Linked DNA regions of Homo sapiens: all the other regions are linked to region 1. The links are chromatin contacts, found by Hi-C or POLR2A ChIA-PET in ENCODE. All regions are on one chromosome and are shown on one strand. Each heading gives the region's core, a stretch centred on a gene start or an enhancer-like site at or near the end of the contact. The rest is flanking DNA. Distances are from core to core; before and after follow the strand shown. Region 1 holds the start of SERGEF (secretion regulating guanine nucleotide exchange factor). Region 2 holds the start of NUCB2 (nucleobindin 2). Region 3 has its middle 26 kb from the start of TMEM86A. Region 4 holds the start of KCNJ11 (potassium inwardly rectifying channel subfamily J member 11).

The links. A loop is a pair of places that touch in the nucleus more often than their neighbours do. ChIA-PET counts read pairs that join two places held with the same protein, here RNA polymerase II (POLR2A). Pooled maps may share reads with other maps.
Region 2: a map of CD8-positive, alpha-beta T cell shows a loop between it and region 1 (5-fold over the local background). The contact joins the promoter of NUCB2 here to the promoter of SERGEF in region 1. A Hi-C loop is called at or near these places in 3 of 168 maps with a recorded cell type or tissue (CD8-positive, alpha-beta T cell and naive thymus-derived CD4-positive, alpha-beta T cell), 2 of 37 single-sample maps with no recorded cell type and 15 of 50 pooled maps. POLR2A ChIA-PET finds 5 or more read pairs at or near these places in 3 of 52 experiments (HepG2, T-cell and naive thymus-derived CD4-positive, alpha-beta T cell).
Region 3: a loop to region 1 is called in a pooled map, with 8 times the contacts of the local background. The contact joins the enhancer-like site here to the promoter of SERGEF in region 1. A Hi-C loop is called at or near these places in 5 of 50 pooled maps. POLR2A ChIA-PET finds 5 or more read pairs at or near these places in 2 of 52 experiments (AG04450 and T-cell).
Region 4: a map of B cell shows a loop between it and region 1 (6-fold over the local background). The contact joins the promoter of KCNJ11 here to the promoter of SERGEF in region 1. A Hi-C loop is called at or near these places in 1 of 168 maps with a recorded cell type or tissue (B cell) and 7 of 50 pooled maps. POLR2A ChIA-PET finds 5 or more read pairs at or near these places in 3 of 52 experiments (T-cell, activated T-cell and activated naive CD4-positive, alpha-beta T cell).

What each region holds. Positions count from the first base shown.
Region 1 is chr11:18,009,641-18,016,503 of GRCh38, reverse strand. SERGEF (secretion regulating guanine nucleotide exchange factor) reads left to right here and starts at 3,457. Exons shown (of 11, transcript NM_012139.4): 1 at 3,457-3,553. The coding sequence starts at 3,494. RefSeq lists enhancers at 2,740-2,789, 4,148-4,664, 4,665-5,182 and silencers at 3,170-3,789, 6,141-6,200.
Region 2 is chr11:17,275,489-17,282,351 of GRCh38, reverse strand. It overlaps NUCB2 (nucleobindin 2), which reads right to left and starts at 5,613. Exons shown (of 14, transcript NM_005013.4): 1 at 5,524-5,613. RefSeq lists a silencer at 5,350-5,779 and an enhancer at 5,970-6,059.
Region 3 is chr11:18,669,059-18,675,921 of GRCh38, reverse strand. No RefSeq gene overlaps it. Among named protein-coding and RNA genes, the nearest start is that of TMEM86A, 26 kb to the left of the region's middle. Within about 2 kb of position 3,546, at least 2 of the 41 ENCODE cell types and tissues checked have a DNase peak (open chromatin) inside an H3K27ac peak, as active enhancers do.
Region 4 is chr11:17,387,409-17,392,820 of GRCh38, reverse strand. It overlaps KCNJ11 (potassium inwardly rectifying channel subfamily J member 11), which reads left to right and starts at 4,162. Exons shown (of 1, transcript NM_000525.4): 1 at 4,162-5,412. The coding sequence starts at 4,730. It also overlaps a transcript of ABCC8 not described here. RefSeq lists silencers at 3,082-3,181, 3,262-3,771 and an enhancer at 4,980-5,412.

The DNA of each region.
Region 1 (6,863 bases), core at 2,208-4,707:
GTTCACCTTGACTTTTAGGGTGTAGCCCTTTAGGGATCTCAAGAGAAAACTATGAGTGTGTACCAGGGCTTCTCCTTGGGGGCTCTGGACTACTACTTTTGTCCCCTCCTTCATGTCCACCATTCCCTCCTCCCATCCCTACCCTATGAGATTGCTAAAGGTACTGCTCAGCTTCTTAGTTGTTGATTTCAGCCCAGTTTCTTAGCCTCCAAGACATTGCTTAGTAATTAGCAAGTGCTTCAAGCAGAAAAGTAGTGCCAAATATAATCTCTCAGCTTCCAGATCTTGGCCCTTCAAGTTCTTCCTGCTTTGATAGCTCTCCAATAACTTGAAATATATTTTAAAAATATTTTGTCAAATTTTCTAGTTGTTTTTTTATGAGAGAATAGGTATGCAGCTAGCTAATCTTCCTTTATCAAAAGTAGAAAACTGACCTTGAAGTAAATAACTACTTTGAGCCTCAGTTTTCTCATCTATAAAACAATGATCCTGGCCAGGCAAGGTGGCTCACACCTGTAGCCCTAGCTACTTGGGAGGCTGAGGCAGGAGGATCACTTGAGCCCAGGAGGTAGAGGCTGCAGTGAGCCATTATCATGCCACCTGCACTCCAGCCTGGGCAACAGAGGGAGACCCTGCCTCAAAAAAACAAAATAAGATAAAATAATAATCCTAACAGCACTTATCATACTAGTATTATTGGGATGATCACAAAAAATAATCCAACGGGAAAAAATTTCCTAACCTTCATGGTACAGAGATGCAATCTGTATGTTCTCAAATACTTTATACTTTCCTCTTTTGGGGAGATAAGCCATCTGAAAGTGAAGCCATTAGATGGTTTAAATCTAGTCCCATTCAAGAACTGCAATTCAGCCAGGCTGCTCATGGGAAGAACTAGGCAGTGGCGAGTACATAGTTGAAATAGTTGCAACATCTCAACACTTCCAATAAATTGTATTAAGGGATATGACATGATAATATAACTGTAGGTTAGTTAAAATATTGATGCTTGTACATTCAAGGGGTGGAGTCAGAAAACAACTATATTCTCCCAGACCTTCTCTCTATTAAAACTGGCTCTGTAGGTAGTTCTTCCTTGCCCTTCTGGATGAAATCTCAGGTTGCTGCCTGACTTTCTGCTTGCTCACAGGTAATAAAAAGTCCTTAGCTCCTAATTTCCATTTCTCTCTCTCTCTCTCTCTCTCTCTCTCTCTCTCTCTCTCTCTCTCACACACACACACACACACACACACTCTCTCTCTCTCTCTCTCTTTCTCATTTCAATATTTAAAAAGGCTAGTCCTGTGGAAAAACTTTGATAAAACAAACTTTAAGGTTGAAGCTTTTTTCCTCCTCCAGAACTGAGAAAGGAGTGGGTGTGCTTAGTTTCTTAATTTCCTTGTCTCTTGTTACTCAGTGGATGCCTGGGACTCCTCCAGGGTTGGGGAGATGTAGAGGGGAGGAGAGGTAAGGAGGAGAAAAGTTCTTTTTGGTCTGATACTGTTGTGAATTGTCATCAGTGCTTTCTGTACTTTGTAAATATTACATGCTGACATTTTCTTGTGGGCATTTTGGAAGACCTTCCCACCTTCTTATTTCTTGGGATTTCTTGATGTAGGTAAATGTATCTCTCTGGGCTGTTAAATTCATTTCCCTCACCCTCAAGGAATCTAGTGATCGACTGTCCTGTGGGTGTCACTTCACCCTTCCAGAAATTCTCTTGGACAAGGTCTAAGACCATCCCCCAGCCAGTTTGCTCAGGTATGGGAAATACTCACATGGGAAATGGACAGTTTTTATTTTGAAAAACTGTGGGTGTGAAAGACCTCCCCAAAGCATCAGTTTGTCTTTGCTCAGCTATTAGAGCAGATATCCAGCCACAAGCCCTTGTATTTCTCAGAACGGATTGGACAGAAGCCTGTCTGGGTCCTAAATCTAGAGGGATGCATACCAAGCTCTCTCAGGGACCCAGGTAAAGTAACTTTCCTTAGACCTGAGATGGGTTGAGACCCACACCACATTGATAATTGTGGCCACATATCCTACTAGAATTCTCTCTGGCCTCTCAACCTTTTTCGTAGACTGAAAGTCATACACTGGTTTCTAGACAGTTGCTTTGCAAGACCTGCTTTGGTGGTCTTGAACCTTACTTTATGATATAGGAGTAACTGGCACTTGTTGCTCAGCCAAAACTGAGCGGTGAAGGATCCCATTTTTACATCCTGTTACACATGCTTCAAAGAAATGGTCAGCACAAAAAAGCCCACTCATAAGACAGTCAGTAAGCATGGTATAGCTCCTGCACATTCAGATCCCTAGAGAATGAAGAGCTGTTTTATCTCTCCAAAGTTTGCTTTTTTCTTGGTATGGTCATCGACGTTCTCCAGATGCCACAGGTTGGAGAGATAAAGGTGAGGGGCTGCCCTCAAGTGGTCTTACAGGCAGAAACTCCTAAAAGTGGATGGAGTGAAAGAACAGGAAAGGACAGTGTAAGAGCTCATTGGAGACACTTCCCAGAAGCCCAGGGGTGAAGGGCAGTGAGTGCTGGAGGCCCGTGTCAGCAGAGGGGCCAAGTGCTACCGAATGTGAATGTGGATGATCATCTTTAATGTGACCCTATGTGTTCTGTATTCCCGGTACGCGGTGCCATATTTTCCTTCAGATAAATTGAACTTAATTAACTCCCATCAGCAACACGACGCTGTCTGAGAAAAGCCATTTTATATGGAAATGTTCGTTGGGTGACGATTATCCAGTATTATTAATAGAATGAGCTCAGGGCCGTGCCCGGAGCGCCGAGGCTGCCCCGGCAGGAGTCGACGCTAACCAGCCTCCCCCATTCAGCGTCGCGAGGCGCGGGTTCCCGCTCCGTGCCAGGTGCAGAGGGCGACACCGGCGACGTGCCACTCCACTCGCCTCCCAAGGCGCCCCCTCAGATGTTTGCGAACGCACACCAAAGCGGGCTCAAGACAATTGCGCCTGAGACGCCGGGCAGGACCCTGCCCTACCCCTCAGGCTCCATTTCCTGTTCCCGCAAATGGTGATGCCATCGCTGCCCTGTCAGCCCCTCTGGGCTGTCGTGGGCCTCCAAGGAGACAAAAACGCGAAGGAGCTTTGTGAACTGTGGCGCGCAGTGCACCTGCATGAAACATGAAATTATGACTAAAAATAAAGAGTACGAGGGGGTAGGAGCGAGAGGCTGAGAGGCCCAGCGAGACAGGAGGCTGCGGGCGGAGACGCTGCGAGCGCCGCCGGGGCGGGCTGACTGGGAGGCGGCTCCGGGGCTGTCGTCCGGCCCCGCCCACCACTGATCCCCAGTGGCCCGAGGGCCCGGCCGCACCCTCTCTCCCGGCCTGCGGGCCGCTTCCCACCACAGACCCCGCCCCGCGCCCTACCCATCACGCGTCCCCGGTCCGGCTCCGGCGCTCACCTACCCCCGGCAGGCGCCGCCCCCGTGCCGTCCCTCCCGGAAGCGCCGGCGGAGCGTCCTCGCATGGAGCGCGAGCCCAGCGCCTCGGAGGCCGCCCCCGCGGCGGCCGCGCTCTTCGCCTGGGTACGTGACTCCGCCCCCGGGCCGGTGCAGGCCCTGAGGGGCGCCGAGATGTGGGAGCTGCTGGCCGCGGCGTGGGCAGTTCAGGGGCTGGGCGGCTGAGGTCCGAGCCGGGCTCTGGGTTGAAGGATCCTGGGCTGGGAGCGGAGGGGGAGCGGAGGAGGAGCGGGCGGGCGGGGAAGGAAGGGTCTTCGCGGTCGACTTAGGGGCCTGCCGGCTGGCGGGGTCAGGGCCGGAGGGGCTGTGGCGCCGCGGGAAGAACCTGCCTCGGGGCAGAGCGTCTGGTTCCGCGAGAGCCCTCCAGCCCGAATAGCGCCTGGAAGACAGCGCGGAGGGCTCGGTGGAGAGGATCGCCCGGTCCCAGAGCTCCGTGGGGCCACCTGTGCCCCCCACACTCCTGATGCCTGGAGGAGGGAGACCCTGTCCCAGCCTGGCGAAAGCATCCTTTAGATGTGAGGCCTGCGGTGTTTGGCCGCGCACAAGGCACAGACCCTGCCTATTTGCTGACACTCTGCTGTGACCGGTTCTTGCATGTGTTGGGGGAGTTGGGCTGCTGTTGGTTTGACGGGAGCATTGGGAGAGACAGGGTCATCTTGATGTGTGTCTGGGAGAGAGGAGGGTTCATGCACAGGAGCGTGGCAGGTGGCCGACCAGCATGCACGGGAACAAGCAGTCGCTGCGTCTTGTGCTTCTTCATAGCACGTATCACAATTGTAATGATGTGTATAATTTATTATTAACGTCAGTCTCTCTGGCTGGAAAGTAAGTGTGGTAAGAGTGGGTGCTGTGCCTGTCTTGTTCACGGTGCCTCTCTTGGTGTCTGGCACATTGTAGGTCCCCAGTAAATACTCGTTGACGAATGAATGAACGAGCATCTGTGTGCCTACCCATGTGCTGGTGTTGGGGAAATACACATGAGTGAAATACACGAGTGAAGGACTTCCAGCTCTTGTGTTGGGGGAGAGCAAAATTATAACCTGTATTGCTGTTAAAATCAGTATTAGTTGTCCAATTTTTAAAGAAGTAATGATCAGTACAAGGCGGCAATTGTTGAATGTGGGGCTGCAATTTGGCAGGAGGGAGAGCATGGCGTGACCTGCGGTAGTCTGGCTGGCTGGGCGTCTTTGAGGTGGCCCGGGAGCTGGGGGTGGAGTTGGGGATTGAATGTGTGCTGTCTCTGGCTTTTTCCAGGCAGGAGACTGGCGTCTGTGTGGACAGAGGAAACAGAAATATTGTTTCAGTACAGACAAAGCCGAATATTAAAGGTTGTAAAATATGTTTAATAGGTTGTTGACACCCTTCTGCTGTGTTTGGAGGACTGGTAGTGTGTTTTTCCTGCTGTATAATCTGAAACTGTGGGGGTGTGTTGGTCGGCTAGGGCTACCATAACAAAATACCACACAACAGAGGCTTAAACAACAGAAATTTATTTTCTCACAGTTCCAGAGGCTAGAAGGCCAAGATCAAGGTGTGAGTAGGTTTGGTTTCTCCCGAGGCCTCTCTCTGGCTTGCAGATGGCCGCCTTCTCACTGTGTCCTCACATGGCTTTTTTCACTGTGTCCTCACATGGCCTTTTCTGTGTGCGTGAGCATCCGTGGTGTCTCTTCTTTTAAGGACACCAGTCATATTGGATTAGGGCCCCACCCTTATGACCTCATTTAACCTTAATTGCCCCTTTAAAGGCCTTCTTTCCAAATACAGTAAGGTACTAAAGGTTAGGGCTTCAACACGTGAATTTTGGGGGAATAAAGTTCGGTTCACAGGAAGGGGATTTACCTTGTTAGGGGTGTGTGTGTGTGTGTGTGTGTGTGTGTGTATGTGTGCATGTGCACGTGTGATATGTCTGGAGTGTTTGTGAGGAAGAAAGGCAAACAACAGTTGTAATAGGTTGTGTTAAATTTCCCTTCGTCTTGCTTTATCCTGGATTTAGGGCCTCTCACAGTGTTACAAAAATTGGTACCGTAATTTGAACCTCAGAGTGCCCATGTGTCATGTTACTTTTCTCCCAGGTGTTCAGCAGCCTTGCACCCCTGGTAATGGGACAGCCACGGAGATCTCAGGGCTGACCAAGAAATCCTGTGCATATATGCTCTATATTCCCCTTCATGCTGAGCAAGTCTTTCATAGGGTCTTACATTCATTCGCCATATAAATATATGTACATCTTCTTTGGGCCAGCACAGTTTCAGATGCAGGGGAAACAGCAGTGAGCAAAGCAGAGTTCCTGCCCTCCTGGAGTTTAGTTTCTGGCAGGGGTGGTGTACAGTAAACAAGTAGTCATATATAATGTAACATCAAGAAGTGGCATGAAGAAAAATAAAGCAGAAAATGAGTGATATGGGGATGCTCTTTTAGATAAAGTCATACAGTTAACCACCTGTCAGGTAAGCTCTGGGCTGCTTCACTGTATGTCCTTTTTTTATTTTTTCTAAGAGACACAGTAAGGTATAGTAAAAGGTGCAGGGCATCAGACTTTTTGCCTACCCAGATATAACTATGGAAAGTTACTTAACCTCTCTGAGCCTTAGTTTCTTCCTCTGTGAAATGGGAGTAATAATGTCCTTCTTAGTTGTTGTGAGGATTAAAGGTGAATGCACAGTATGGAGAGAAGCACTCAGTAATTGGTAGCTAATATTGCCCCCTGTGGGCTTCTGGGACTTATGCCCCTGCTATGGCTTACTCTTCCATCTTTGAGTCCTTGCAGCCCAGGATGGCTGTGAAATAGACTACAAGGGGAAGGATTATGTATGTATGTATGTAAGTATGTATATATGTATTTGTTGTAATTATTTTACATCACCTTTCCTCATTCAGGTGTCTTCAAAAACAAACATATTTAAAAGATTTTACTTCTCATCTCCAGGAAGAACCAGCTAGGAGTAGGTACTTGAATAAATTATAAAGATTTCTGAAATCTTAGTAAGATTCTCTCTGCAGGTCCACAATCCCTTGTCTTCAATTCTGAATACAAAAAGCTCTGAAAACCCAAAACTTACTGGACATAAGGCCATTTATAGTCTTTGGCCACTTCTTATGAATATTTGTACTTTGTAATGCAGAAATATTATTGTTTTGCTTATGGGCTGCTGTCCCTGGACCTTGCATCAGTATATATGACATATGTACTGTATTACTTTTCTAAAAGCTGTAAAATTCTGAATCTGAAATACATCTGACTGTAAGCATTTCAGATTAGGGATTATGGACCCTTTTTGTATAATAATAATAATAATAGACATATTGCCTGTCAAGGGGAAATCTGTCCCCTTACTGGAATCTCACCATGTGAATCTTGGAGTCACATAGCACTGTA
Region 2 (6,863 bases), core at 4,364-6,863, 740 kb after region 1:
GGGAAGCAGAGGTTGCAGTGAACCGAAATGATGCCACTGCACTCCAGCCTGGGTGACAGAGCGAGACTCTGTCTTGGGAAAAAAAAAAAAAAATATATATATATATATATATATAGATAGATAGATAGATAGATATAGATATAGATATATAGATATAGATATAGATTTATTATGCCCAAATTTTCCTGTATTCCTCCACTCTTGAATAACTAGGAGGAATTCAGATTAAAAGCTTATTTTTTTCAGCAATGAGACTTCAAGATATAGGGCAACTTTTCCTGTTAAATCCTTAACTGGAATTTTTCTTTACTCTTACCACCAATTTAAAAAAATTAACTTTGTTCCTAGTTTGTCACAGAGATCAGTAATAAGATGAAATATTTCAAATTCTTTTTTGAAACCCCACCAAATAACATGTAAAACATAAATCAGCTCATGTGCAAACTCATTAGTAAACATAAGCAGTTATTTCTAAGTAGTCTGTTAAAAAAAAAAGCAAATAAAATATTTTCAAATTTTAAGGAGACATGTATTTCTTGTTTTACATATGGTATATTTAACATAAAATAATCTATGCAGGAGAGTAATCACATGCATGTTGTATTTTGGAAAGTTATATGACTTTTATTGACACAACATGGTAAAAAATAAACACACAAACAGGAGATTAAATCCTAACTTCCCCCATTTACTCGCAAGCTACTTGCCTCTGAGTCTTGATTTTCCTACCTAGAAAACTGAGCTCATACCTCTTCACAGGTTTGTTGATGCGAGGAAAATAAGAATGAATACAAAGTAACCAGCACAGTGCATGACAATGGTAATTGCTCAATAAATATTAATGCCCTTCTTGTCTTGAAAAGGAAACATAAAGAAATATGAAAATCTGTTCTGTAAACACCCAAAGTGGTAGAACTTAAAAAGCAAGACCAGGTTGGGCATGGTGGCTCACACCTATAATCCCAGCACTTTGAAAGGCTGAGGCGGGTGGATCACTTGAGCCCAGGAGTTCAAAACAAGCCTGGGCAACATGGTGAAACCCCACCTCTACAAAAAAAAATCAAAAAATTAGCTGGGTGTAGTGGTGTGCACCTGTAGTCCCAGCTACTCAGGAAGCTGAGATGGGAGGGTTGCTTGAGCCCAGGAGGTCGAGCCATGCATACCAATGTACTCCAGCCTGGATGACAGAGAAAGACCCTGTCTAAAAAAAATAAATAAAATAAATAAATAAAAATTAACGACACAAAAAGCAAGCAAGACCAGTTTGACATACAACTTTAAAAGTAATTTTTGTTTTCGTTTTTGTTTTTTGAGACAGGGTCTGACTCTACCACCCAGGCTGGAGTACATTGGCGCTATTTCAGCTCATCAAAACCTCCACCTCCCAGGCTCAAGCCATCCTTCCGCCTCAGCCTCCAGAGTAGCTGGAACTACAGGCACGCACCACCACGCCCAGCTAGTTTTTAATATTTTTGGTAGAGATGGGATTTCACCATGTTGCCCAGGCTGGTCTCAAACCTGTGAGCTCAAGTGATCTGCTCACCTTAGCCTCCCAAAGTCCAAGGATTACAGGCCTGAGCCATCATGCCCGGTCTTACAGTCATTTTTGAAAGGCCACATTAGAGCTCTTCTCTGAACATTGCCAGAACCAAAGTCCTGATGCAATCATAGACCAATGAAAGCAATGCATCCAACATAATCTCTTCCTTCCAACCTTAAATCAGAACTGTAGCAAGAGACTCAGGTTTCCTTCTCTAAGACACTGCCTTGAGCTAGGAAACGTGGATTGCTTCTTCTTACTATCAATGTCACAAATCTAATGATGAAACAGGGTAGGGTGAAGAAAAATAAACGGCTTTTGAGTTTCTCCATGGCACCAGTTTCAAAGGCCACAGATAACCTGGTGCTCACCTCCATTTTCCCTTTGAAAATGAAAGTCAACAGGAAAGTGAGGTTCAAATAAAATATCAAGTGTATGACCAGCTGAGTTGGACTCCAGCTTTTCCCTGATCAAGACATTAGTATAGATCTTAGAGCCTCTGTTGTCTACATCTGTAGAAAAGGACACTCATCAATGAAACTATTATATCTCCTTTTTTTCCAGTCTTAACAACGGATTGGAGTATCCTAGATTATAGGCTTATGAAAAACAGATCTGTATCACTCAATAAACATATTATTAAAATTATAATCTCTTTATTATTTACATATACTGTACTTCAGATAATTAAAATACACTGCCAAAAAAAACTCTGCCAAGGCCAGGTGTAGTGGCTCATGCCTGTAATTCCAGCACTTTGGGAGGCCAAGACAGGCAGATCGCTTGAGCCTAGAAGTTTGAGACCAGCCTGGACAACATGGCGAGGCCTCTTCTCTACAAAAAAATACTTAAAAATTAGCAGGGTGTGGTGGCATGCTCCTTTAGTCCTAGCTACTCAGGAGGCTGAGGTAGGAGGATCACTTGAGCCTGGCAGTTCCAGGCTGCAGTGAGCCATGATCACACCACTGTACTCCAGTCAGCCTGGGCAACAGAGTGAGGCCCTGTCTCAAAAAAAAAAAAAAAAAAAAAAAATGCTCTGCCAAAAATAAAATCAAGTAACTACTATCTGAACTTCTATTAGGCTGCTTTAGGATTTTAGAATCAGAGAATTCTAAGATCAGAAATAATCTTGGAGGTACAGTAGTCCTCCCTAATCTGCGATTTCACTTTCTGCAGTTTCAATTACCTGAGGTAAAACAAGATATTTTGAAAGATCACATTCATATAACTTTCATTTCAGTGTATTACTGTTATTCATTTTATTATTATGTATGTATAGCAAAAAACATAGCGTATATAAGGGTTGGTACTACCTGTAGTTTCAGGCATCCATTGGGACCCTTGGAACATATCCCTCTAGGATAAAGGAGGACTACTGTAATCTAATTCAGCCCTACTTTTATAAAAGGTTATAAATACAGAAGGAAGTTAACTGACTTGGCCAAGTTCGTTTGGCAGAGCCCGTACTGGAATCTGGCCATGAAATTCTAACTAAGTATACTTTTCACCACATCATGGTTGTAAAAAAAATTTTTGATTGGAAATAATGAAAGTGATTGAAGTTTTTCCTTGAATAAATTATTTGAAATTGTTAGTAGCCTGTTTTTTGTTTTGTTTTTGAGACGTAGTTTCACTCTAGTTGCCCAGGCTGGAGTGCAATAGCGCGATCTCGGCTCACTGCAACCTCCGCCTCCAGGTTCAAGCGATTCCCCTGCTCCAGCCTCCTGAGTAGTTGAGATTACAGATGCCCGCCACTACGTCTGGCTAATTTTTGTATTTTTAGTAAAGACGGGGTTTCACCATGTTGGCCAGGCTGGTCTTGAACTCCTGGACTCAAGTGATCCACCCGCCTCAGCCTCCCAAAGTGCTGGGATTACAGGCATTAGCCACCATGCCCGGCCTAAAGGATTATTTTCAATACATTTTTAAATCCTGCACTTGCTTCTGCCAGCTACCCAGTACTCAAAAGGGTATTTTGTAGAACCCAGCCTTCAAAAGGGTCCTTAGAAAGTGGAAAGTAATTTACATATTATTCTAAGTAATGCAAAATTAGTTTAGTATGTGTTCAGAGATTAATAACATATCCCAAAACAAAAAAGACATCTGAATTGATGTTATTGATATTAGTGCCCATAATTAGTTGTGTCTTGAAAAGTACCTTAATTGTCTTAATTGTGCATTTTATCTCAACTGTTATTCACAGAGCGCAAACCAACTTGGCAAAAAGCATGCTGAAAGAATATATACAAAATACGTGATATGAACAATATGTACCTTGGGAGAGCAAAGAAAGGTAAACACAACATAGACAGATTCGACTCTTAGAACATGGGTCGTCCAGGCACGGTGGCTCACACCTGTAATCTCAGCACTTTGGGAGGCCAAGGCAAGTGGATCACCTGAGGTCAGGAGTTCGAGACCAGCCTGGCCAACATGGTGAAACTTCGTCTCTAATAAAAATACAAAAAATTAGCTGGCTGTGGTGGTGGGTCCCTGTAATCCCAGCTACTCGATGGGCTGAGGTAGGAGAATCCCTTGAACCCGGGAGGCGGAGGCTGCAGTGAGCTGAGATCGGGCCATTGCACTCCAGCCTGGGTGACAGAGTGAGACTCCATCTCAAAAAAAAAAAAAAAAAAAAAAAGATGGGTAAAATTTGGATAGAGAAGAGCATGAGTAAACACACGGAGACAGAAATAAATTTTTGCCTCCTTTAAGTTTCTAAAATTGTCTAGTTAAAAAAAAAATTTGACCCCCTACTACAAAGGTAGATGAGATCATGGAAAGCTTGAAGACCACGATGAGAAATAGAAGTTTCCATGTTCATCCTAATTAGGAGAGTGACATTATTTGAGATTTCATTTCTAATTCTAAATTTCCAGAATTTTAATTTTTGACCCTATTAGCTGAAGAAGATTTGTTGAAATATTTGTTCAACATTTGTTGAACTTATTCAAGTTTCAAAAAACAAAAACATTCCTTAAAGCATCTATCTCATCAATTCTTTAACTTTCCCATAGGGAAAGTCCACAATCTCCCTCAAACAAAATTCACTATCAGAAATATTTGCATTTAACCTCCCCTATTTTTAAACCAAGGTAATATCTTTTAGTGTTCATATTCGTCCACGGATTTAACAGAGCCTTAGTAGCAGGCTTAAATGGTAGCACTAGCTTATTCAATTGCATAAAATGTACATTATTCAATTTAGAAGTTTAGCAGACATAGAATTTCAAGAGGTTCTGTCTCTCAAAAATCATAATGGTTCCCGTTCATTCTCATTCCCTCATATTCTCTCTCTCTCTCTCCTTCTTTCCCTCCCTCTCCCAGCCATTTGATACTGTAAAATAACTGTCATCTAAGACCGTTGCAAACACCAACCACAATAACCATATTTGCTCACTGAGTTGCCACTTAGCAGGTGCAACAAGGAAATACTGTTTCTCATCTCCTAAAACCAAAAGGGTTCATCTCGTACCTAATTTGTCACTTAAGTGAAAAGCATATCACGACTTACACTAACTTTCTCCTAAGTGTCAGAGGTTGCTGGCTTAACCAGACCGGAGAAGAGCAGGATCCCCGGGCCTAGCTTTGCTGAGCGGCACAGGGGAGCATCGCCTGGAATTGGTGGGTGTCCCTCCTCACTAGTGGGCACCCCCTTGCCCATCGACCTGCCCAAACCCGAAGGGACCCCGCCAGGGTCTCGGTTTGGCACCTACCCTCTCCTGCTCCCCGCCAAGAGCCAGCCACCCTCCTCGACCCCGAAGAAAGCTCGGGTGCCCAGCTGCGAGTGGAGCAGAGGGAACCCAGCGCCTCCGGCTCGCGCTGGGAGCCCCCTCCCCGCCGGTGCCCCGCCCACAGCACGGCCCCCACCATCCTCTCTGCTCTGGCAAGGCAGGCGAAGACCGGAGCCTTATCTCCGGACTCCCCCACCCCTAATCTCCCGCCGCGCTGCTCCGCACCTACCGCGCGGCCACCGGCCTTACCTGGCCGGGTCTCGGCGAGCGAGGCTGCGCCTGGTGCTTGCGTCCAGCGCACAAACCTGTCCTCCAGCCCCCGGCCCACCGCTCCGCTCTGCCCCTCCTCCCGCCGCGCGCGCCCGCCTCCTGGCTGCCATGGCGACAGTTCCCACACTCTGCGGCCGCTGATTGGTCCGGTTCGCGATTGCTGACGACGCCGATTGGCGGGAGCAGGGACAAGGCCGCGCCGGGGAGCCTGGAGGCGGGCGGTGAGGAGGGCCGAAGCTGTGGAGCCTGGTGGGAGGCTGAGCCAGGAGGGACGTGGCGCTCTGAGATGCGGGCTCAGGAGGCCGCGCCTCTTCCTTCCCTAGCTTACCCGGAGAATCCTGTGGAGCAGGACTCGGGCGGGTGAGGTGCCGTCCTGAGACCCGGGCAGAGCCCCAGGGATCGCCTCTCCCTTGGCCTCTGGCCTGCGCCTGCAGCGCCCACGCAGGTCGGAGAATGGCTGTCAGGCCTATTCTCGCCCACAGGCCTCGCTCGGCTCTGACACCCCCGTCCTCCGCCTTGGCGGGAATCTTAACGGCATTTGTAACCGCACCCACCCCCGTTGTGCTGGGCCCTCGGTCACTGTGGTTTAACTGTATTTACCCACCTTCTCTCTTGCCCATTCGCAGACAGCTCTTTCCTCTGCATCCTGCCCCAGAGAACAGACATCTATTCCAAACCCCTCATTTTAAAGATGGGGAAACTGAGGCTCAAAGATGCACATGGGTAGCTTGAGCCTTCCAGAAGCTTTTGGAGCCACAGGCTGTTTACGAAGTTTCATCCTGCCGATTAGTTTTTTTCACCTGAAAAATTGGTATCATATCTACCTTAGGGTTATTCACGAAGATTGAATGAGATAACATTGCCAGGAAAACAGTACAGACTAGGCATGGTGACTCACCCTGTAATGCCAGCACTTTGGGAGGCCAAGGCAGGAGGATGGCTTGAGCTCAAAAATTTGAGACCAATCTGGACAACAGTGAGATCCTATCTCTACAAGAATATTTTTTACTTTTTTATCTTTAACACAATGATGTTTCAGTCTGAAGAAAATACTTAAAAATTTGCCAGGTGCTGTGTCGCACATCTGTAGTCCCAGCTACTCAGGAGGCGGAGGCAGAGGCGGGAGGATCACTTGAGCTCAGAAGGCCGAGGCTGCAGTGAACCATGATCATTGTGCCACAGAGTGAGACCCTGTCTCAAAAAAACAAACAAACAAAAACACACAGTACAGAATCTGCCACATAGTATGTTAGCAATGAAAGCTTCTGTTATCAGGAAGTACTACCAGCCAGATTGCCTCTGTTGCACAACTGGACTCT
Region 3 (6,863 bases), core at 2,297-4,796, 660 kb before region 1:
GGAAGCAGGAAGAGGTGTGTGTTTGAGGACCAGATTGTGGTGGGCCTGCTCTGCTAGAGTTTCAACTTTGCGATGAAGTTCATGGGAGCCATGAAGATTTTCAGATAGGAGGTGAATTATCAGATTTTCATTGTAGAAAGATCATTCCAGCAGCAACCAATGTGGAGAATGGGAGGGCATAGTCAGTACTGGAGGTAAGGAGAGCAATTAGGAAGCTGTTGCAATAGTCCACAAAAAGAATGCAGAAGATCTGAACTGGAGTAGTGACAGTGGAGTGTGGAGGGGAGGCATGAAGACCCATTCAAAAGATTTTTAAGCAGTTCCTTCCAGTATCATGATTCTATCATTGCAGTATGGCCCTTTTCAAAACTTAGGGGAAATATTTTTTGCCTTACAGGCTATTATAAAGAACTTTTATGGTTATGAAAGTAACATAGGCTGGGCGTGGTGGCTCACGCCTGTAATCTCAGCACTTTGGGAGGCCAAGGTGGGTGGATTACCTGAGGTCAGGAGTTTGAGACCAGCCTGGACAACATGGTGAAACCCCATCTCTACCAAAACTACAATAAATAAATAAATAAATGAAATAGCCAGGTGTGGTGGCGGGCACCTGTAATCCCAGCTACTTGGGAGGCTGATGTAGGAGAAGCACTTGAACCTGGGAGGCAGATGTTGCAGTGAGCCGAGACTGCGCCATTGCATCCCAGCCTGGGCAACAAGAGGGAAACTCCACCTCAAAAAAAAAAAAAAGTAATGTATATACAGATTATGAGAACTTTAGAAAGCATAATAAAGCATAAAGAATATAATATAAATCACTGGCCGAGCACAGTGGGTCAGCCTTTAATTTTTATTTCATGCATTTTTCTTGACCCTTGACACTTTCTATCTATACAAAGGCCTAATGTATTGCAGTAAGTTAGGTAATAGTTAAAATTAATATATCAGTGTTTCATAAAGTACACAAGCAATAGGACAACTGAGGCTGTTGGGAAATATCTGGGGAAGAAGGTTGCAGATGGCAAGATTTGTTTGGACATGGCAACCAAGCTACCTAAGCCGTGACCTTAGAAAGTGGTATGAGAGGCTGGGCACGGTGGCTCACCCCTGTAATCCCAACACTTTGGGAGGCCGAGGTGGGTGGATCACCTGAGGTCGGGAGTTCAAGACCAGCCTGGCCAACATGGTGAAACCCCGTCTCTACTAAAAATACAAAAATTAGCCAGGCATGGTGTCACGCGCTTGTAATCCCAGCTGAGGCAGGAGAATCGCTTGAACCCAGGAGGCGGAGGTTGCAGTGAGCCGAGATCAAGCCACTGCACTCCAGCCTGGGCCACAGAGCAAGACTCCATCTCAAAAAAAAAAAAAAAAAATAGTGCTTGCATGTGACCAGAGGGGAAGAGTCAGCTCTTTTGATGGTCACATTGTCCTTGCTGCCTTAGGCTGAGGTTGCAGTTAATTAAATTCCAAAATATTTTCTTCCATCCTGTACTTCACAGTTTTCTGGATCTAAATTCAGGACTTGATATTTTTCCTATCGTGTTTCATCTGCTATCTTCCTGACCAGGGAGAGATTTGTGGATCCAGATGATTCTGGCAATAAATTCCACAGGTCCTGTCAATCCCCTCTGCTAGGGACTGAATTGTGATCCCCCAAAATTTATATGTGGAAGCCTTAATGCCCAATGTGCTGGTATTTGGAGATGGGGCCTACGGGAGGAGGTTAGGATTAGATGAGGTTATGAGTGTGGGGTGCTCATGTTGGATTAGTGCCCTTATAATAAGAGACACCAGAAAGCTTCTTTTGATTTCTCACTCCCCTGACCCCAAACCATGTGAGGAAGAAAGCCCTCACCAGAATTCAACTATGCTGACACCGCGATCTTGGACTTCCAGCCTCCAGAACAGTGAGAAAATAATGTCTGTTTTTTAAGCCATCCAGTGTATAATACAGTTGACCCTTGAGCAACGCAAGGGTGAGGGGAACCAACCCACCATATAGTCAAAAATCCACATATAATTCTTGACTCCCCCAAAACATAACTACTAGCCTACTGTTGGCCAGAAGCCCTACCGATAACATAAACAGTAAGTTAACACATCTTCTGTATGTTATATGTATTATATACTTTATTCTTACAAAGTAAGCTAGAATAAAGAAAATGTTATTAAGAAAATCATAAGGAAGGTAAAATATATATACTATTCATTAAGTGGAAGAGGGTCACCATAAAGGCCTTCATTCTCATCATTCTCACAGTGAGTAGGCTGAGGAGGTAGGGGAAGAGGAGCAGTTGGTGTTGTTGTCTCAAGGATGACAAAGCTAAAGGAGGTGAAAGGGGAAACAAGAGAGGCAGGCACACTTGGTGAAACTTTATGAAAATACGTTGTAATTTGTCTTTTTTGCTTTTTCATTTCTCTAAATTTTTTGTCTATACAATACCAATCCTTCTCCAACCATATGCTTTAGTTTCAGTCTCTGTATCACAGAAAGGTCCATGTCGTAAAAGAAGTCAAAAGCGGCCGGGCGCAGTGGCTCACGCCTGTAATCCCAGCACTTTGGGAGGCTGAGGCAGGTGGATCACCTGAGGTCTGGAGTTTGAGACCAGCCTGGCCAACACGGTGAAACCTCGTCTCTGTTAAAAATACAAACATTAGCCGGGCACGGAGGCTCACGCCTGTAATCCCAGCACTTTGGGAGGCCGAGGCAGGTGGATCACTTGAGGTCAAGAGATTGAGACCATCCTGGCCAACATGGTGAAACCCCATCTCTACCAAAAATACAAAAATGAGCTGGGCATGGTGGCGCATGTCTATTGTCCCAGCTTAGGAGGCTGAGACAGGAGAATGGCTTGAACCCGGGAGGCGGAGGTTGCAGTGAGCCGAGATCGCACCACTGTACTCCAGCCTAGCAACAGAGCGAGACTCCGTCTCAAAAAAAAAAAAAAAAAAATTAGCCAGGCGAGGTGGTACACACCTATAATCCCAGCTACTCTGGAGGCTCAGGCATGAGAATTGCTTGAACCCAGGAGGCGGAGGTTGCAGTGAGCAGAAATTTCGCCACTGCACTGCAGCCCAGGTGACAGAGTGAGACTCTGTCTCAAAAACAAAAACAAAAAAAATAAAAGAAAAAACAGCAGAACAAGAAGAAATTACTTTTTTTTTTTTGAGACAGCGTTTCACTCTTGTCGCCCTGGCTGGAGTGCAGTGGCGTGATCTTGGCTCACTACAACCTCCACCTCCCGGGTTCAAGCAAATCTCCTGCCTCAGCCTCCCAAGTAGCTGGAAATTCAGGCGCCTTCCATCATGCCCAGCTAATTTTTTGTATTTTCAGTAGAGATGGGGTTTCGCCATGTTGGCCAGGCTGGTCTCAAACTCCTGACCTCAGGTGATCCACCCACCTCAGCCCCCCAAAGTGCTGGGATTACAGGCGTGAGCCACCTCGCTCGCCCTAAGAAATCACTTTTTACTGTGATGTATAATTTCCTGGAGAGATTAACTACTCACTTGCTCACTCAGAGATCAGCGTCACACACTGTTTTAAGTGGGTACTCACCATGCTTGAGCTCACCACAACAGCAACAGGAAGTGGCTAGGAAATTATTATAGTAGTATAATATATCCTACTGTTATTGCATACAATTATGATTTAATACTGCATCTTTACATTTACATACGTTTGTCTTGACTTCAAATGGCGCCATGTGCTGTCTATGTGTGTATATGTTTTTATGAACTTTAACTTTTTATAATAGATTTGTGTGTATTTTATGGTAGTAAGTGATAAAATAGACTAATATCTACATGTATTTTATGTATTCATGACATACCTAACTTTTTCTTATTTTTTATATTTATTTCCAGGCTACATGGTTCATCTGTATTTTTATTTTATTTTTATTTTTTTATTTTTATTTTTGAGATGGAGTCTCACTCTGTCACCCAGTCTGGAGTGCAGTGGCGCAATCTTGGCTCACTGCAACCTCTGCCTCCTGGGTTCAAGCAATTCTTCTGCCTCAGCCTCCTAAGTAGCTGAGACTATAGGCATGCGCCACCACACCTGGATAATTTTTGTATTTTTAGTAGAGATGGGGTTTCACCATGTTGGCCAAGCTGGTCTCAAACTCCTAATGCCAGGTGATCCACCCGCCTCGGCCTCCCAAAGTGCTGGCATTACAGGCATGAGCCACCATGCCTGGCTGATCTGTATGTTTAAATAGTCGCAAATCTCAAAAAAATTTTTCAGTGTATTTATGGGGGAAAAATCCCATATATAAGTGGACCTGCACAGTTTAAACTCATGTTGTTCAAGGGTCAACTATATTTTGTTATCGCAGCCAGAGCCTGAGCCAAGTAAGACACCTTCTTTATTCCATTATCTCATAACTCCATTATCCTCAATTCTCACTTTCTTGTCATATAGTAGCATCACCAGGTTACATGGTGACTCACCTTCCAGTGCCCTTGCATTTGCTCCACAAGCTGCCTTAGGTTCCACCTGGCCTCCAACCCCCACACCTCCTACAGATTTGAGCATGCCCTCCTCGGGGCCCTCCAGCCCCCTTTAATCAAGATATGAAAGACAGACAGACACTAATATTTAATAAAACAGTTAAAACTGTAGGCTCTGAGGCCAGAATGTCACAGTTCTATCCTCTGCTAATTCCCTGACTTTAGGCAAGTAATTCAGCCTACCTGTGCTTCAGTTTCCTTATCTGGAAAACAAGGTCATTACATGAGTTAGTCTACCCATAGTACTTGGAACAGTGTCTAGCACATTACAAACATTCAGTAATTGTTACCATAATTAATACCCTGTCTCGGGCACAATGCTAAGTGCTTCATATGTAGTATCTTATGTAATTTTGATGTCAACCCTGTGAAACAGAATTGTCATCTCCTATTACATATAAGCAACATCCCTGGTCACTGTATCATTTTATCTTATTTTATTGTTTTTGTTTGTTTTTTGTTTTGAGACAGGGTCTCACTCTGTTGCCCAGGCAGGAATGCAGTGACACCATCACGGCTCACTGCAGCTTCCACCTCTCGGGCTGAGGTGATACCTCCTGCCTCAGCCTCCCAAGTAGCTGGGACCACAGGTGCACACCACCACACCAGCTAATTTTTTGTTTATAGTAGAGACAAGGTCTCACTATGTTTCCCAGGCTGGTCTCAAACTCCTGGGCTCAAGAGATCCTCCTGCCTTGGTTGGGGTTACAGGCGTGAGCCACCATACCCAACCATCTTATCTTATTGTCTTTTTAGTATCTACTACCATTTCCATATTACACCATTTATTAGTTTTCTTGTTTATTGTGTCTCCCCAACAACCCTGCATGCCTGAAAGTTCTAAGAGATAAAGAGACTTTGTCTTGTTCACCACAAAATTGCAGTGCCTAGTAGTAAATTCTCAATAAATATTTTTGAATACATGTATCATCAAATGAATGAAAAGGAGAGGTGAGGCCAGATGTGATGGCTCACGCCTGTTACCCCAGAACTTTGGGAGGCCGAGGTGGGTGGATCACCTGAGGTTAGGAGTTTGAGACCAGCCTGGACAACATGGCAAAACCCCGTCTCTACAAAAAATACAAAAAATTAGCCGGGCGTGGTGGCAGGCGCCTGTAGTCCCAGCTACTTGGGAGGCTGAGGCAGGAGAATGGCGTGAACCCGGGAGGCGGAGCTTGCAGTGAGCGGAGATTGCGCCACTGCACCCAGCCTGGGCGACAGAGCGAGACTCCATATCAAAATAAAATAAAATAAAATAAAATGAGAGGTGAACTTGCTAGGACAAGGTCACACAGCAAGTAAGTGACAGAACCAGATTTGACATCAGGTCTAGATGGTTCTAAAAATCAATATTTACTTCTGCTTCCCAGAGCAGCCACAGCTGGGGGGAAAAAGCTGTAGAGGGCAGGGAGAGGGAGTGGACAACATTCAGCTCCCTAAGCCAGCGCTTCCCCTCTCTCCTCCCATTGGTCAAGTGACATCACAGCTGGCGGAGTCGACATTGATATCCAAGGTGCTTTATGGACTAGCAACCCAGCTCCAGGTTGCACTTACAACCTCTTATGTCTCCACATCTAAGGGAGAGTAAATCTGTCTGATAAATCCCTGGGAGTTACGTCATTGATTAAAGGCTATGTGCATCTCTTCTTTTGATATTAATCCAAAGAGGATGCACCAGTCTCTACTCACATAGTATTTTCTCACACTTTCACAACAGAGTACTAGTAATCTTTTTTGATATTTTAATTTTTGCCAGTCTGAGAGATGCAGCTGGAGACTGCAATATTCTAAACCTCCCCAAATTGCTCCCGGGGATAACATCTTAGGTTACAGTAAAACCTAAGATCAGTGCTTGAGATAGTTTGCAGATCCTGTACTCGATGGATCAGCTGACACCACCCAGATCAATAAACTGGCTCATCTGGTCTTGTGGCCCCCACCCAGGAACTGACTCAGCGCAAGAGGACAGCTTCAGCTCCCTATGATTTCATCTCCAACCTGACCAATTAGCATTCCCCACTTCCTGAGACTCTACCCACCAAATTAACCTTAAAAACTCCAGTCCCTGAATTTCTGTGACCAGTCTCTGCTCTACATAGTATTTTCTCACACTTCCACAACACAGTATTAGTAATCTTTTTCATATTTAAATTTTTGCCAATCTGAGAGATGGAAAAGAACTCATTTTAGGTTGACTAATTCAATTATGAGTAGGACTATGCATTTTTTTCTTTTTCTTTTTTTTCTTTGTTTCTTTTTTTCTGAGGCAGAGTTTCACTTTTGTCCTCCAGGCTGGAGAGCAATGGCACGATCTTGGCCCACTGAAACCTCCGCGTCCCGGGTTCAAGTGA
Region 4 (5,412 bases), core at 2,913-5,412, 620 kb after region 1:
GGCTCTGACATCAGGCAGAAGCTGTGTGAGCAAAAGCCTGCTTCCTTACCTGTGAAATGAGGCCTCTATTAGTCAGCCAGGCTGCCACAACAACATATCACAGACTGGGTGGCTTTAAAACAGACTTTTTTCTCACAGTTCTGGAGGCTGAAGTCTGGGATCAAGGTGTTGGCAGGTTTGGTTTCTCCTGAGGCCTCTCTCCTTGGCTTGCAGAGGGCTGCCTTCTGGCTGTGTGCTCACATGACCTTTACTCTGTGCACATGCATCCCTGCTTTCTCTCTGTGTCTTAAAAGGACACCAGTCATATTGGATTAGGGCCCCACCCCTATTACCTCATTAAACCTTAATTATCTCCTCACAGGCCCTGTTTCCAAATACAGTTACATTGTAGGATTAGGCTTCAACCTGTGAATTTGGCAGGACACAATTATGTCCATAGCAAGGGTGATAGCATTTCTGCAATGAGCTTATCAGATAAGGTAACAGATCTCCATACAGCTTGGTCTCCTTTCTTCTCACTTTCATTCTTGAATTAAAATCTGGATTAACACTATTTCAATTGCAAATGACAGGAACCCAATTCAAAGTAACCTAAGCAGAAACTGAATTTATTGAATATGTGACTGACAAGGCTAAGAGGTATACTACTTCAAGCATGGCTGGACCCAGGTGTTTGACATCCATCTGGGATGTGTCTTCCTTTCTGGGTTCCATTTTCCTCCCCTTTCATTATGACAGATGGCCACTAGCAGGTCCAGCTTACATCCTGCCCCAAGGCAACCCAAGAGGCAAAACAGATACTCCTTCCCAATAGTTCCAGCAAAAGCTTGGGAGCAAATCTCAATGCACCAACTTGGATCACATTCCCATCCCCACCCCACTGTGATCAGAGGGGTGGCATACACTGGCTGGCTAGGCCTGGATCATGTCTCCATCTCCATCCCTCAAGCAGGGGCATTCAGAAGTGGAAAGGTGGTCCTTCAGAGGGAAAGCACAGTGCATGAGTCACAGGTCAGCCAGGTGGTGTCTGGGAGACGCTGGAGCCCAGACACCAGGGAGACTAAAACAGCAGCTGTCCTGACTTCCTCTGCATCACGAAACAAGAGTGCACACCTGCCCTTGGCCAAGAAATGGCAGGTGCTCATTTACATCTCATTTTATGATCATTTGCATATCATCTGCAGTACTGGCTGCACCAAGCCCTGAGGTGCAGACCTAAGAGTCTTGAACCTGCATCCTCTTGGCTGCAAGGGGATCATAGAGGCACAACATAAGAAAAGCCCACCAGTTATCGGAGGCAGGTCCAGTGCAGACCCCTGTGGATGTTCCAGGAGCCAGAGAAGCTCGGAAAGGAAGAGCTCTGTAAAGCCTGGCAGCCTGCCTGGAAAAGACAAAATTTGAGTTAAATATTGTGGGGGATAGGGATTGGTTAGGCAGAAAGTCAGAGAAAGGGTTGGGGTGGCAGGTAGGGACAGCAGGAGCTAAGGAGTGATGGTGGAAGTGTGTTAAGAGTGTTGGTTGATCAGGGAGGTGGGAGAGAGATTACAGCAGTGGGGAGGGCATCATATCAGAGAGCCCTGAATGCCAGAGCAAGGAGTGTGGGCTATGCCCATGGACAAAAAGGGAGAAGGGTTTTGAGCAAGAAAGCGACTTGACAAGTTCAGTATTTGGTGGAGATGACTATAAGCAAGTGCAGGATGGAGCAAAAGGGGAGGCTGAGCCTTTCAGGTGGGAGACTCAGCCTCTCAGAAGGGTGAGCAGCAGGGAGGGAGGTAAGGCCTCAAGGCTGCACCAGGAGGCAGAACCCAGCCTTTCCAGCTCTGAGATTTCCCCAGGGGCCCAGCAGCTTCCTCCACTGTGAGATCTCCCAAGAGCAGAGCCGGGGAACTGAAAGAGGACTCCACAAGCCTACCACTGCTCCAAAGCCACCCCACCTCAACAGATTGAAGGGAAGTAGCAGGGGCAGGGCTGGGCCCACAGTGAGGTGTTGCAGGGATGCCCAAGGTCATCCTGGCCCAAAATCCCTGTATAACATCCCTCATGGCCCACCGACTTGATTTGGGTACCCCACAGATGTGGCTCATCTCTGGTTATTGTTATTAGAACTGACTCTTGCATATGTGAAACCAAAGCCTGCCTCTGTTCCACTTAGTGTCCTGGTTCTACCCTTTGGGCCACAAAAAACTACTAGTTCATCCTCCTTCAAGGCCAGGTGTTTCTGCAATAGTGCCCAAATCCCTGGGGGACTTTCCTTTTCTGATGGCTGGACAGTTGTAGTTGCCTCAGAGATTTCCCCATGTAACCCTGTCTCCTTGAGCTTCCCACTCTGCTCATCTCATTTTACCCTCCCCTTCCTAGACACTGCATCTTTGTTAATATAGCCCATGATCACACCCATCCTTTGTAGCGGTGTTCGCTCTGCCTGCAGGTGGGTAGGGAGAGAAAGGAAAATCCAATATAAAATGCATATCTTGCCCCCACTGTGGCCCACAGCCACACTGCCTTTTCCAGACCCTGTCTCAAGCCCCCACTCCAACAAAATGGCCGCAGATGGTCAGGGGTTCTTCCATAAGGATCTGAGCCACAGACAGCGGTAAAGCCGTTACTGTTCCAACAACAGAGATCTAGCAGGCTTTCCCTCCCAGCTGAGAACCCGGGTCCATGCCACAGGGCAGCCTCAGGCTGATGCCTGAACAGAAACACCACCATGCCGGGACCAAGAGCCTGGGTCCCCCAGTGCCCGAGGCAGCCCTAACACACTGTTCAGGCCTAAATACCACCCATGACCTAACGTGGAAGAAGTCAGGTGACAGGTGTGAGAAAGTGTAAAGCAAGTGGCCTCGGCTCAAACCTTCTTTAAAGTAGGGCCGGAATGGCTGAGAAGATGGAGCCGCCCAGGCTGCCCCACAGCAGTAGCAGGTGTTAAACTGTGCTCCTTTCCTGCCGAGGCCTTTTTTTTTTTTTTTTTTTTTTTTTTTTTTAATGAGAGGGAGTCTGAGCTTCCATCAGATTGTCAAAGGATTCAAGACTAAGATTAAGAGCATCCCCCAAAGAGAAGCAGCTGCAGGTTGAGAAGTCCTCGGACCGCCTAATTTCCGCCAGCCCTGGGATTGGTGGCGCCGCCTCTCAGCGCCTCCTTTCCCGGGGAACCTGCAAACCTGGCGCGGCCGAGAGGCGGATTACTGACCCAAATACGGATGGGGATATTGGGGGAGGGGAGCCAGGGCGACAGGGCGGCGGCCCCAGACTGGGAGGGCGGGTCACAGATCCCTCCCAGCCCCCCACTTTCGTAGAGCGTGGGCAGGAGGAACCTCTGGGTTCCGCGGATCAGAAAAACTCCAAAGGCCGGGTTGTGAGTCCCGGGAGGGGAGGTGGAGGGCGGGGGCGGGGAGGGGCGCGGGAGGGGCGGGGGCTTGCTCCGGCCCCGCCCCCTGCGCTCCGGTGCAGGTCGGGCTCCCCCTGGCGGTCCCCGGCCCCGTTCCTCTCCTCGTGCGCCCCCCTCCCGCCGTCCTAGACCCCTGCCTAGCCCAGGTCGGTCTCCGCGGACCCACGGACGGACAGACAGACGGGAGGACGGCCAGCCGCGAGCGCCCGGGCGGCGGGAGGGGGCGGGGAGGCGACGGCCGTGGCGTGAGGAGCAGGAGCAGGTGCAGCGGCGGCGGCGGGCGGGGCCGGGACCCGGCGCGGAGCGGGAGCCGCGGCGCGGGCGGGCGGCAGGGACCGGGAGGCCGCGACTCGGAGTCAGCCCCGCCGGGTCGCGCGCAGGTCCGGGGAGCCGCGGTTGAGCCGGGTGGGGTGGTGACTCCAGAGAACGCAGGATCCCAAGGAGACAGAGAGGACGAGAGCTGGAGGGGGATCCGGAAAGCGGCGGGGGCGCTCCGGGAGGGGTGGAGTAGGACATAGGGGGCGCACCTGGAGGAGAGACGGGGCGGGGGTGGCCAGGACCTGAGCTGGAGCCTGGGAGCCCGAAGGCCAGACAGGTGAGGCGGGAGACCCGGAGGTGGGGGTGAGGTCCGGTTAGTGGGAGAGATCCGGAGGTGTTAAGTTCTGAGCTGGGCTGGGAAGGCAGGCTGGGCGGGGAGAAGGGCTCTTAGCGGGAGGCCCAGGGGTGGTCAGCTGGTGGGGGAAGCTGGGGGAGGACGCAGGGCCAGGTGGAGAGCCGGCAGGGTTGGGGGCTCCCTAGGCGCCAGGCAGGTGGGCTCAAGGGTGAGGCTGTTTTTTTTGTTTTGTTTTTTGTTTTTGAGACGGAGTCTCGCTCTGTCGCCCAGGCTGGAGTGCAGTGGCGTGATCTTGGCTCACTGCAACCTCCGCCTCTCGGGTTCAAGCGATTCTCCTGCCTCAGCTTCCTGAGTAGCTGGGATTACAGGTGCGCACCACCATGCCCGGCTAACTTTTGTATTTTTAGTAGAGATGGGGTTTCACCATGTTGGTCAGGCTGGTCTCGAACTCCTGACCTAGTGATCTGCCCTCCTCAGCCTCCCAACGTACTGGGATTACAGGCGTGAGCCACCGCGCCCGGCCTGAGGCTGGTATTAAGAAGTGAAGTGGGACCCAGGTGGAGGTAAGGAAGAGTCTGGTGGGGAGTTATCTCAGAAGTGAGGCCAGCACAGGCTGAGTGCAGCCCCAGGGTGAGAAGGTGCCCACCGAGAGGACTCTGCAGTGAGGCCCTAGGCCACGTCCGAGGGGTGCCTCCGATGGGGGAAGCCCCTCCCTGGGGGTCACCGGAGCCATGCTGTCCCGCAAGGGCATCATCCCCGAGGAATACGTGCTGACACGCCTGGCAGAGGACCCTGCCAAGCCCAGGTACCGTGCCCGCCAGCGGAGGGCCCGCTTTGTGTCCAAGAAAGGCAACTGCAACGTGGCCCACAAGAACATCCGGGAGCAGGGCCGCTTCCTGCAGGACGTGTTCACCACGCTGGTGGACCTCAAGTGGCCACACACATTGCTCATCTTCACCATGTCCTTCCTGTGCAGCTGGCTGCTCTTCGCCATGGCCTGGTGGCTCATCGCCTTCGCCCACGGTGACCTGGCCCCCAGCGAGGGCACTGCTGAGCCCTGTGTCACCAGCATCCACTCCTTCTCGTCTGCCTTCCTTTTCTCCATTGAGGTCCAAGTGACTATTGGCTTTGGGGGGCGCATGGTGACTGAGGAGTGCCCACTGGCCATCCTGATCCTCATCGTGCAGAACATCGTGGGGCTCATGATCAACGCCATCATGCTTGGCTGCATCTTCATGAAGACTGCCCAAGCCCACCGCAGGGCTGAGACCCTCATCTTCAGCAAGCATGCGGTGATCGCCCTGCGCCACGGCCGCCTCTGCTTCATGCTACGTGTGGGTGACCTCCGCAAGAGCATGATCATCAGCGCCACCATCCACATGCAGGTGGTACGCAAGACCACCAGCCCCGAGGG